2 separate regions of the Mus musculus genome follow, and region 2 is linked to region 1. A link is a loop called in an ENCODE intact Hi-C map of the cell type or tissue named here. Cell type or tissue: heart. All regions are shown on one strand.

The links. Peaks named below come from ENCODE experiments on the same cell type or tissue, not always from the same donor. Only the 100,000 strongest peaks of a DNase experiment are listed, where the experiment ranks them.
Region 2: it touches region 1 in a loop (2.3-fold over the local background); 1 of 42 quality-filtered maps calls a loop at or near these places.

What each region holds. Positions count from the first base shown.
Region 1 is chr15:76,348,416-76,353,415 of GRCm38, forward strand. Sharpin (SHANK-associated RH domain interacting protein) reads right to left here and starts at 2,695. Exons shown (of 9, transcript NM_025340.2): 1 at 2,066-2,695; 2 at 1,640-1,814; 3 at 1-20. The coding sequence starts at 2,263. Maf1 (MAF1 homolog, negative regulator of RNA polymerase III) reads left to right here and starts at 2,879. Exons shown (of 8, transcript NM_026859.3): 1 at 2,879-3,244; 2 at 4,005-4,137; 3 at 4,231-4,359; 4 at 4,432-4,597; 5 at 4,723-4,844; 6 at 4,926-5,000. The coding sequence starts at 4,055. In heart, CTCF peaks have their summits at 2,232 and 4,839; DNase peaks (open chromatin) are centred at 2,336, 2,806, 3,316, 4,396 and 1 weaker place; H3K4me3 peaks cover 3,329 bases; H3K27ac peaks cover 2,091 bases.
Region 2 is chr15:75,921,430-75,926,429 of GRCm38, forward strand. It overlaps Pycrl (pyrroline-5-carboxylate reductase-like), which reads right to left and starts at 131. Exons shown (of 6, transcript NM_025412.2): 1 at 1-131. The coding sequence starts at 37. Gfus (GDP-L-fucose synthase) reads right to left here. Exons shown (of 11, transcript NM_001357005.1): 6 at 4,895-5,000; 7 at 4,700-4,764; 8 at 4,364-4,430; 9 at 4,154-4,233; 10 at 3,856-3,955; 11 at 3,254-3,565. The coding sequence ends at 3,510. In heart, a CTCF peak has its summit at 2,045 (motif pointing left); DNase peaks (open chromatin) are centred at 1,992 and 4,835; H3K4me3 peaks cover 571 bases; H3K27ac peaks cover 658 bases.

The sequences.
Region 1 (5,000 bases):
TGGGGCTGGGCTGCCACTGCCTAAGAGGAAAGATGTGGATTAGGCTAGTGGTATCCAATCTCAGGTTTTTAGAACCTTGGCCTTCTCTGCCTCATCCTACTATCCTTAGGCCATAATTCAGGCTAATCTTCCTCTCCCAGCCTTGGCCCTCAAAACAAAAACAACTCTCAGTTGGAGAGAAATAGGGCTTTTTTGTGTAGCATGGGTGTTCTGGAACTCACTGTAGACCAGGCTGGCCTCGAACTCAAAGATCCCTGCCTCCTGAGTTGCAGGGATTAAAAGCATGCACCACCACTGCCTGGCTTAAAGTGCTTTTCATACAGACATAGACCTGAGAGTTCAAATTCCCCAAACCATATAAAGCCAAGCATGGAAGTATAGATCTGTAATCCCAGTGTTCATATGGTGAGTGAGTTGGGGGTAGAGGCAAGAGAAATGAAACTCCCCAACAAGGTGGAAAATGAGGACTGACACTCGAGGTTGTCCCAGGATTGCTCTCTGACTTCTTTATGTGCTATGTACATGTATGCCTCTATACAAATACATGCGCACCACAAATACAGACAGACACACACTCACGTGTGTGCACACACACAGGAAAAAAGAAAAAAAGTAGTCCCCAGTTGGATGGTACACATCTATAACACCAACACTCCGGGAGAACAGGTAAGAGGGTCACTGACAGTTCAAAACCAACTTGAGCTACACAGTGAATTTGAGATCAACCTGGAATTCACATTGAGACCTTGTCACAAAGAACAGTATTAAGGGTTGGGTACACACATCTGGCAAATGAACGACAAGAGAAAGTCTCTCTTTCAATGCTAAGGTACCCAGGTCTCATGTCAGGCTCAGGGCTTCCTCCGGTGTTTGTGGGCTTTCCTACCTCTTACCAGGGCACTATCTACATCAGTGGTTCTCAACTTGTGGGTTTCAATGCTTTGGGAGTGGAATGACCCTTTCACAGGGGTCACCTAAGACCACTGGAAAACATACTTACACATTACAATTTATAACAGCGGCAAAATTACAGTTATTAAAGTAGCAATGAAAATAAATGTATGGCTGGGGGCCATACTGTATTAAAACTATATTAAAAGGTTGAAGCATTAGGAAGGTTGTGAACCACTGGTCTACATCCAAGGCCCTCTTTTCTCTATGCTTCTCCTGGTGACTTTGGGTGACTTCTCCAACTCCCAGTCTTTACCTCTCCAGAGTCCCAGCCATGTCCATGCTTTTCCAAGCAGGCACTGGATATAAGCCTCATACTAAGTGGTTCTTCTAGCTCAGTCATAATCACTAACTCTTCCATTTGAACAACCACAAGACCTATCAATTCCATCTCCTAAGATCCTCTGGCCTCCTTTAGCCTTGTCTACACTGTGGAGTTTCTATCTTTAAGTCTCTGTTGTTTTTCCACTGAATACAATCCCATTTTCCTTAAACTCTTAGTCCTGCAGCAATGCTTGCTCTTCTTTTTCTTACTTGTCTGGTACTGGGGTCAGCTCTTGAACCTCTTATTTCTCCACTTCCTTCCTCTTGGAAGCCTTCCTAGGTGCCCAGCTTTTCCATCACTACCCCCAACCTCGACCAGGTGGCCCGGACATATTCAAATAAGCATTTATTTCACAACACTGACCATTTTGTCCTTCTGCGGTGGCATCTCGCACCAGTGCTGCCCACTGCTGTGCTTCCTCGGGGTCGAGGAAGTGCACGCTGAAGGTTCCAGGACCTCCAGGGGGAGGCTGCAGCTCGTGTTGGTTAGGCCCACGGACGGTGTAACAAATAGCCTCCAAGGGCCATTCTAAACTGACCTGAACAGGGAAGAGTACTCGGTCGGTGGTTCCTCTTCGTTACCCACACGAATGTGAAAGGAAAAGGAACGAGGTAATCTTTACGGCTCTGAACTTTTCTCGCCTGTTATCTTACCAATTCCTCACAAGATTTGTAAATTAGGTATCAGCATTATTCCCACTTTTACAGGCAATCAAGAAAAATAACTGCTTAAGGACTGTCGTCAAGGTAATCGAAAGAAAGTTGATTCCAGAATCGGGCCCACACTCACCGCCCCAGGCTCGGTGCCTAACAGTCCTAGCCGGAAGCGTCCAGGCCGCTCAGGGTCCGCTATCAATTGCAGCTTCCGCGGCTGCGCTTCGGCATCCTGTCCAGCGCCCAGGGGCCTGACCGCCGCGTGCACTGCCAGGAGCACCACAGGTGAGGCAGGGTCTGCAGCCACTGCCGCACCGCCGGCGGGCGGCGACATTTCTGATCCGGCGGAGTCCTGACTCTCCGAGAGTGCTTCCGTGATAGAGAACTGTCGAGTACTTCCGCCGGCCAGAAACTCGGACTGTGAGCCTCGGTTCCGGATGCCCCAGAGCTTGGAGAACAAGAAGGACCCGATGCTGCGCACTACCAGAGCCTGATGGCTCGCTAAGCGATAGGAATGGTCCCAGATCTCCAGGCACGGTCCGGCCAAGCTAGTCACCTTTCAGCAGGACCCGAGACAGTGTCACAGACCGGTCACCGGTCACAAAAAGAAGGCAAGGATGAACTTTTCTTAAAGGTTCGAACGAACGACAGCTGCTGCCCTACACAAGACAATACCAGTTCCCGGAAGGAACCAGGCACCAATGCACACAAACACACATAAGCACAGCAGAGGCTCTTCGTAACCGTGGACCACTCTAGGAAGAGGGTTGGCTCCTGGGGGCGGGGCGGGCATGGTTCTAACCAATCAACACCAAGAGGGGAGGCGGGTTCGTTAGCGAGTGCGAGACAGACAAGCTATGCAGCCAGTAGAAGTGGAAGGTGAAGCCGAGTGGCGGAGGAGTCCACCAATAAGGTTTCTCGTGGTCTGGCCCTGTGGTTAAAGTGGACCATTCAGAGGAGTGGGGTTGGGCCCGTCGGACGCTTGTTGTTGTCGGGTCGGGGGAGGCGGAGGTCGCTGTTTCGTTCTCTGGCTGGTACGATCTCGGCGGTCCGCGGCAGGTTGGTCGCGAAAGCGGGCGTTGCAGGGGGGCGAGGCTATGTCGCGGCTGCAGCCCGTATGGGCCGGCAGGGCCTGGAGTAACGGGACGTCGCCGCGAAGCTTCTTCCCCCGGATACAGTGCGGCCCGAGTGGAGGCCGCGGCGCCGCCCTCCAGTCCTGAGGAACCCGCGCTGCGCAAAGCCCGCGCCGCCGTCACCTCGGCACCGACACTAAACAACCCGTCTACCCTGGCTTGATCTAGCCCAATTCTGGCAGGTGGGTGTCCGCCTTGTGCGCCAAGCGGTCCGGGCTTGCGGGAACCACAGTCCCCGGCGGGCCTCGCGCTGCTGCAGTGCCTCATGGGACTTGTAGTTCTTATGCTGCTTGGGGCTGGAGCGCCTCTCTTGGTGCACTGCCTCCTGGGGCTTGTAGTTTCCCGCTACGAATCTGCTGGTACCTCTAGGCTTGCAGGGCAGCAATGCCAGGAGACCACTGGCCTGCGCCAGCAGAGGTGGTGTGTCTGCCCATCCTACACACTTCGACGTACGAAGTACGAATTAGGCATACTTGCAAATAGAATTGAAGAATTCATGGGTTTCCTCCTCTTGACAGGAAGCAGTGAAGCAACCCATAGAACCCGGGAGGAGCACCCATACAGGTGACCCTCAAGGCTTGAAACCCCAGATGCCCCGTTCCGAACCGGATAGCAGGTTCTTATTGAGGACCTTACAACAGTCTGAGGATGCCTGCAGAATGTCAATGGAGTAGGAATGTCGAGAGTGGGTGGGGCCCCCAGCCAGCCCCAGTATATAGTACTTGAGATTGAGGTAGAACCTGGACATGCCATGCTCATGCATAGGATCATCTCCCTGTCAGCCAGTGCTGAGTTCTCAGGGGCAGGTAAGGTGAGGAAGATGAGCTCCATGGTGGACTCAAGGTTAGCTCGAGCTGCAAACAGTACTCTGCTAGTGGGTGGAAAGGCTGAAAGTGGAGCCCTTTGGAGCTAGGTAGCCATGCTGGCTTCCCACATTCCCAGGTAGTGCTGCCCTAATCCCACTGGCACAAGAATCTCCCTTCCCAAAGGACATGAAGCTATTGGAGAACTCCAGCTTTGAGGCCATCAACTCACAGTTGACAGTGGAGACTGGAGATGCCCATATTATTGGCAGGTGAGGCTGGAGGCTCTGGGGATCAATCTGTCAGAGATCACTATCGTGGGCCTCGGGGTTAGCATGCTTCATGACTCTGCCTGCGTTCTTTAGGATTGAAAGCTACTCGTGTAAGATGGCGGGAGATGATAAACATATGTTCAAGCAGTTCTGCCAGGAGGGCCAGCCCCATGTGTTGGAGGCACTGTCCCCACCCCAAACTTCAGGCCTCAGTCCCAGCAGGTAAGCTGAGGTGGAGACTACCTTCTGGGGTATGTGGGACAGTGGGCAAGGCTGACATTTTTCTCTGTTCAGACTGAGCAAGAGCCAGGGTGGTGAGGATGAGAGTCCTCTGAGCGACAAGTGCAGCCGCAAGACCCTCTTCTATCTGATTGCCACCCTCAATGAGTCCTTCCGGCCAGACTATGACTTCAGCACAGCCAGAAGTCATGAATTCAGCCGAGAGCCAAGCCTCCGCTGGGTAAGGATGAACAGAAGGGCCCCAAGCCATGTGGTCCTTCTCATTGCCATCCCCACTTGGTGTGGGTTCTTGGGCTCTCCCTGCTGCCCTGGACCCTTGTCACCCCTGACTGTCACCTCCTGTAGGTGGTAAATGCAGTCAACTGCAGCCTGTTTTCAGCTGTTCGTGAAGACTTCAAGGCCCTGAAGCCACAGCTGTGGAATGCAGTGGATGAGGAGATCTGCTTAGCTGAGTGTGACATCTACAGGTGGGCTCACGTCTTTGCAGCTGGGCGTGCACATGTGTATGGCAGTGGAGACCTCATCCCTCTGCTGTTTTCTCTTTTCAGCTATAACCCAGATCTAGACTCCGACCCCTTTGGGGAAGATGGAAGCCTCTGGTCATTCAACTATTTCTTTTACAA
Region 2 (5,000 bases), 430 kb before region 1:
AGCCCACACGCCGAGGTTCAGACATTGTCGCCGCCATCCTGCTCTGAGCTGGCCTTCTCTCGTCCTTGCGGCAGCGGGTCCCGCCCACTAGAACTGCTTTGACCGACAGAAGCGACTGGGCGGGTTTGGGAGGACAGAGGGGCGGGGCGGGGCGGGGCGGGGCGGGCGCAGACACTTGGATTTTGACGCTTGAGGCGGGATTTCCCCCAAGCTTTGGTAAACCATTGGTCAGTGATTTTGCTGAGGGGAAAGAAGAGAAAGGAAGGGGAGCTAGTCCTAAGCAGGCTGTCTAATTCCTCCTGAGAAGCCTGAAGCTAGCTAGAGTCTCTCCAAAACCCTTACAGAGAGATTTAGAGGGGGAGAAAAACAAAAAAAACAAAAACCAAAAAACGCTTGAACCACTCCAGGATGGGCCTGGGGTGTAAGGTAGGTACTCCAAGCTCTTGCCTAGCTTGGGTGCCTTGGGTTCAGTCCTCGGAGTGGGTTCTGGTTCTCTACATTAAAAGCAGCACTAACCATCAGTCACTAATACACAGCACTTATTTTTTAATTTAAAAAAAACTTTTGAGTGCTTTAGTGTCTCACCAAAATAGTTATCTGTATTGAATTCCACATATAGTGACATTTAGTCACTTAGCTGGCTATATGTATAGTCATTTAGCTAAAGTGAGAGCAGAGGAAAGAAAAAGCAAGCAAATCAAGAAGCCCAAAACAGAAAAAAAGGCAGGTTTTCATGAGCAATCAGAAGCCTGGCTGTGGTGGCACACACCTTTGGTCTCAGTCCCAGGCAGGTGGAGCTCAAGTTTGAGGCCAGCCTGGTCTACAAAGCAAATTCCAGAACAGTCAAGGCCACAGAGAGAATCCCTGTCTAACTAACTAACTAACTAACTAACTAAATAAATAAATAAATAAAATGATCAGGATCCCAGCCTTCGTCTCATCCAAATTACCAATTCAAACAACCACCAGCATACAGGTGGTTTGTTGCTGTCTTGTTTTGAATGTGCATAATTAGGCAAACTAGAACACAGCACTTAGAAGGGCAGTGCATGCTGTCTTTGGACTGTGAGGTCCCACAGTAAAGATGGTCATCTCCTGCTTGCCACAATTGGGATGTGATGGCCAGTCCTTCCCTCTCTCTCACTGTGCGAGGTGAAGAGTTATAATTTCCTAATCTTTCCCCAGACCCCACCTGAAGCCTACAAGCACTAAGTCTGCCTGACATTAGATGGACACCTGTAAAACCAGGAGCTAAAAACTACAGCTAAATAAGGCTTTTCCTTCTTAGACATTAACTGTCTCAGGTAGCAACAGGGAACCTGCAGAATCCTCAATATGGAGACAAAAATCCATTCTATGGGGTGAGGGACATGAGTGTAAAGAACTTGTGTATTCTGGGCGGCACCCAGAAATGTTCAAGGCTGAGACTTGGCCTCAAGTCTGTCGGAAAGTGTATGCAGCTGTCTGGCCAGAGTGATCAAGGCACTCTGATTCTTAGGACAGGGTGCATTTCTTGACATAATGACACGTTTAACACTGACTGGTGGTCACTGGACAACTGAGTGTCTGGCAAGTTCTGATAGACTCAGATCAGCTCTTCCTGGGGGCTGGGAGCTACATCCTTAATTCCTTCCTTAATGTCCTGGCCTGCTTGGTGGATGCTCATCAGAGGGTGAGGTTTAAAGGTGGAGATGGGTGCTGGGAAGGCATGGGCCTGAGGTAGGCTGGGCGGTACAACATAGGAGGGGACAGCTGACACTGCTCTAAGAGGATGAAAGACCTGGCAGGTTGTGACTGTCCTGCTGGAAGACAGAAGGCCTCAGATGCAGGCTGAGAACCAAGGGTGAGGGAAAACATTTGGATATCTTAATACTTCAGGGAGGTGAGAGGCAGAATGTCTAGGAGGGTTGGGCTGAGTGGAGAAAGCTGAGCAAATTATGAGACCTAGCAGACTGGCTGAGCGCCTGGGAAGGAGGCACTGGGTCGAATGGGTGTGGCTTCTGAAGATCCACCATAAGGCAAGGCAGCGCCTTCTGGTGGCAGCTCCCTAACAGGACATGGAAGGAAACTTTTTTTTGCTCGTTTGCCACTAAATCCATCTAGGGTGCCAAAATACACAATACACAGGAGGCCAGCAGCTCTCCAGGAGTCCTCCAGGCCCTCAGTGCCAGGCTGGCCATGCAGCCTTATACACTGAACAGCTACCAGATTCTTGGCCTGTCCAGTGTTAGTCATTGTCCGGCTACCCAGAACACATCCTGTAAGGCAGCCTAATAAATCACCTTGCATGTGTTAACAGTTCTGTTCCTTTGGAAAACCCTGACTTGTCCAGCAGCTCGTTGTCAGCTTCAGCTATGTGGCTGGTGGGTGATTCATCACCTGGGAAAGTCTTAAGGTTATTACACACATGCTGACGGTCACTTCTGTCTGCCTGGGGCTGTAGCTCTTGAGTCTTGAGACTAAATGTTCTCTGCTCTCCCCAATCTTCGGGGACAGTAGTAGCTCCATTTCAAGATTGAGAGGTGTCAAGGGGCCTGTGACTTCCAACCCCTCATGGTCAAGAAACAATCCTAACAGCCTTAGGTGAATAAATTCTAAGATGAGAGCCTGAAAATGACCCAGAGCTGCAGTAGTCAAAGACGACCAATATCAAAGTGGCCTGGCCCTAACTGCAGCAGCCTTAGGTACCCTAACTAGCCTGGGTTTGACCACCTAAGAAGGAATCGAATGGAAAGGCCCACAATGTTACCACACAGGTGGCTAATGCTGTCCAACAAGGCCAGGCCTGCGATGGGGGTGGGGGTGGGGGGTCTAGAGAAATCTGGGTCACCCATCACCAGTCTTCCTTGCAGGTCCATCCTTGTGCCCCGTTGGCCCACTGAATCTGTCAAAATCAAGACCTATCTTCCTTCACCGCAGTCTGCAAGTCTGAGGAAGAGTGACCTGTGTGTGACCACAGGTGAAGGGCTAAGCATGGCTAAGCTACAGGCTAGATTGTTGGGGAGGTCCCCTGCCCCAGATCTGATAGCACTGACAATTCACATCAGACACAGGCTACCTGCTGCCTGACCTCCTAACTCCACCCTCTGGTCCTTCACACAGGGACTCTTGTCTTGGGCCCAGTAGCTCTTAGGAGCTAAGTAAGTAGCATACAAGGGGCAGTGGGTCCCAGGCCAGGCCAGGCCAGGCCAGGCCAGGCCAGGAAGGCTACACTGTGGGGAGGAGAAGGCTGGCCCAGCTTCTGAGTCCAGGCTCATGAAAATCCATTTTATTGGTTTCTAGTCCAGCAGGGACACATGGAGGTTGGGCAGAAGCAGACAAGCAAAATGTTGGTCTGGCCTTTCCCCAAGGATGGACATGGGCCCTACTGGACAGCAGCATGGAGGATCCTGGCAAAGAGGTCAGCATATGGCTCAGGTGGCTGGATACTGTCCTCAGTTCTTGGCGAGAACTGGGGGTGGTGACCACTGACTGGGCATCGCCAGGCGAGCACTTGCTTGCCCCGCGCCTTACTTCCGGGCCTGCTCATAGTTGTCGGTGAACCAAGTGCAGGTTTCCTTCACAGCTGCAGAGACAGACAAGGGAGAGCCAGTAACTACCCTGCCCCACAGGAGATAGAATGTCCCCTCCCCCCATACCCTAAACTATAGTGTCCTGCTTCTCAGTGGGGAGAGGCGCTGTAAAGGGTCTGGTGACCAAGCCGGCAAAGCAACAGACCCCATGGTCCCAGTACAGAGGCTAAGACCTCAGCAGGGAACCGGGAGAAACAGCTGTTGCTGAAGCCAGGGGCTAACTGGCAAAAAGCCTGAAAGCAGGTTGGGGTGGTTAAGGGTTGTGGAAGGGACAGGAACTTACCCTGCTTGAAGGGTGTGAAACGGAAGTCGGGCAAGTAGGACCGCAACTTGCCATTGCTGGCTGTCTTCTTATATTGCCCATCTGACTTTGTTGAATCAAACTGGATGCCTTGGTCAAGACCATAACAGAAAGAGTACTATTTCCCCCACTATATCCCCCCACCCCCTCACCCTACCCACCGCTGCCAGGGCAAGCACCACCAGAAACAAAATGGTGTTGTTAGCCATCCGACATGGGAAAACGGAATTACTCCTCCACACTGCCTCACCAGCATCCCATCACCAGAGCCAAAGGATACAGTGACTTCCCCATTGAAGTCCATGGCCTCCACTACAGCCTCAGCTGCCTCCTTGATGGACACTTCATCTTCCTCACCCACTGTGGGGAACCATGGGCCAGCAGTCAGTCAGGCCTCCCTGTCCAGACCCCTAGGGGCATGTCTGCTCCCACTCCTCAGGGTAGACGCAGGTCCTGCCTGCTGTAGGAGAGGCAGCTGCCGGATGCCCACCTGAGAGGATGATGGGCTCCACCTCACTGTACTCCCGTAGGACCCAGATGAAGAGCCGGGCGAGGTCCTGGAGGTCAAGAGGTCAGGTCAAATCCATAGGTGAGTGAGCACTAGATGGCCCTAGTGGGAAGGCTGGACCACTGTTCCTGCTCCCTTGGGAGCACAGCCAGGGCTCACCCTGATGGAGGTCCCTCACTCGGGGCACACTTTCTCCTACTGAGCCAAAGTTGTACTCTTGGGGACTTGGCAAGGTTCAAGGATGGTTTCCTAGGTCTCCACCTCCCACACAGCTTTACTGGGAAGGCCATGCTCTCCCCCCCTACTCCCCAAACATACCAGTGAGTAGATGAACTGCCTCCGCGGCTTCCCTGTACCCCACACCGTCAGGGCCGAGTCACTACCTACGGATGGGGCGGGTGTCAGAGCTCTGCGGCCAGGCCCGGTCCGGTCCCCTGCCCACCCCACAGCTGCGCATGAAGCCCCCACAGGCAGGTAACCTGGGCCAGGCGTGTGCCGGATGGCTGCACTCACTCTTGGCCAGGTGCACCTTATGGATGAGGCCGGGTAGCACGTGGCCATCTTCGATGTTGAAGTTGTCATAAGGCCCAAAGACATTGGTAGGGATGACGGCGGTGAA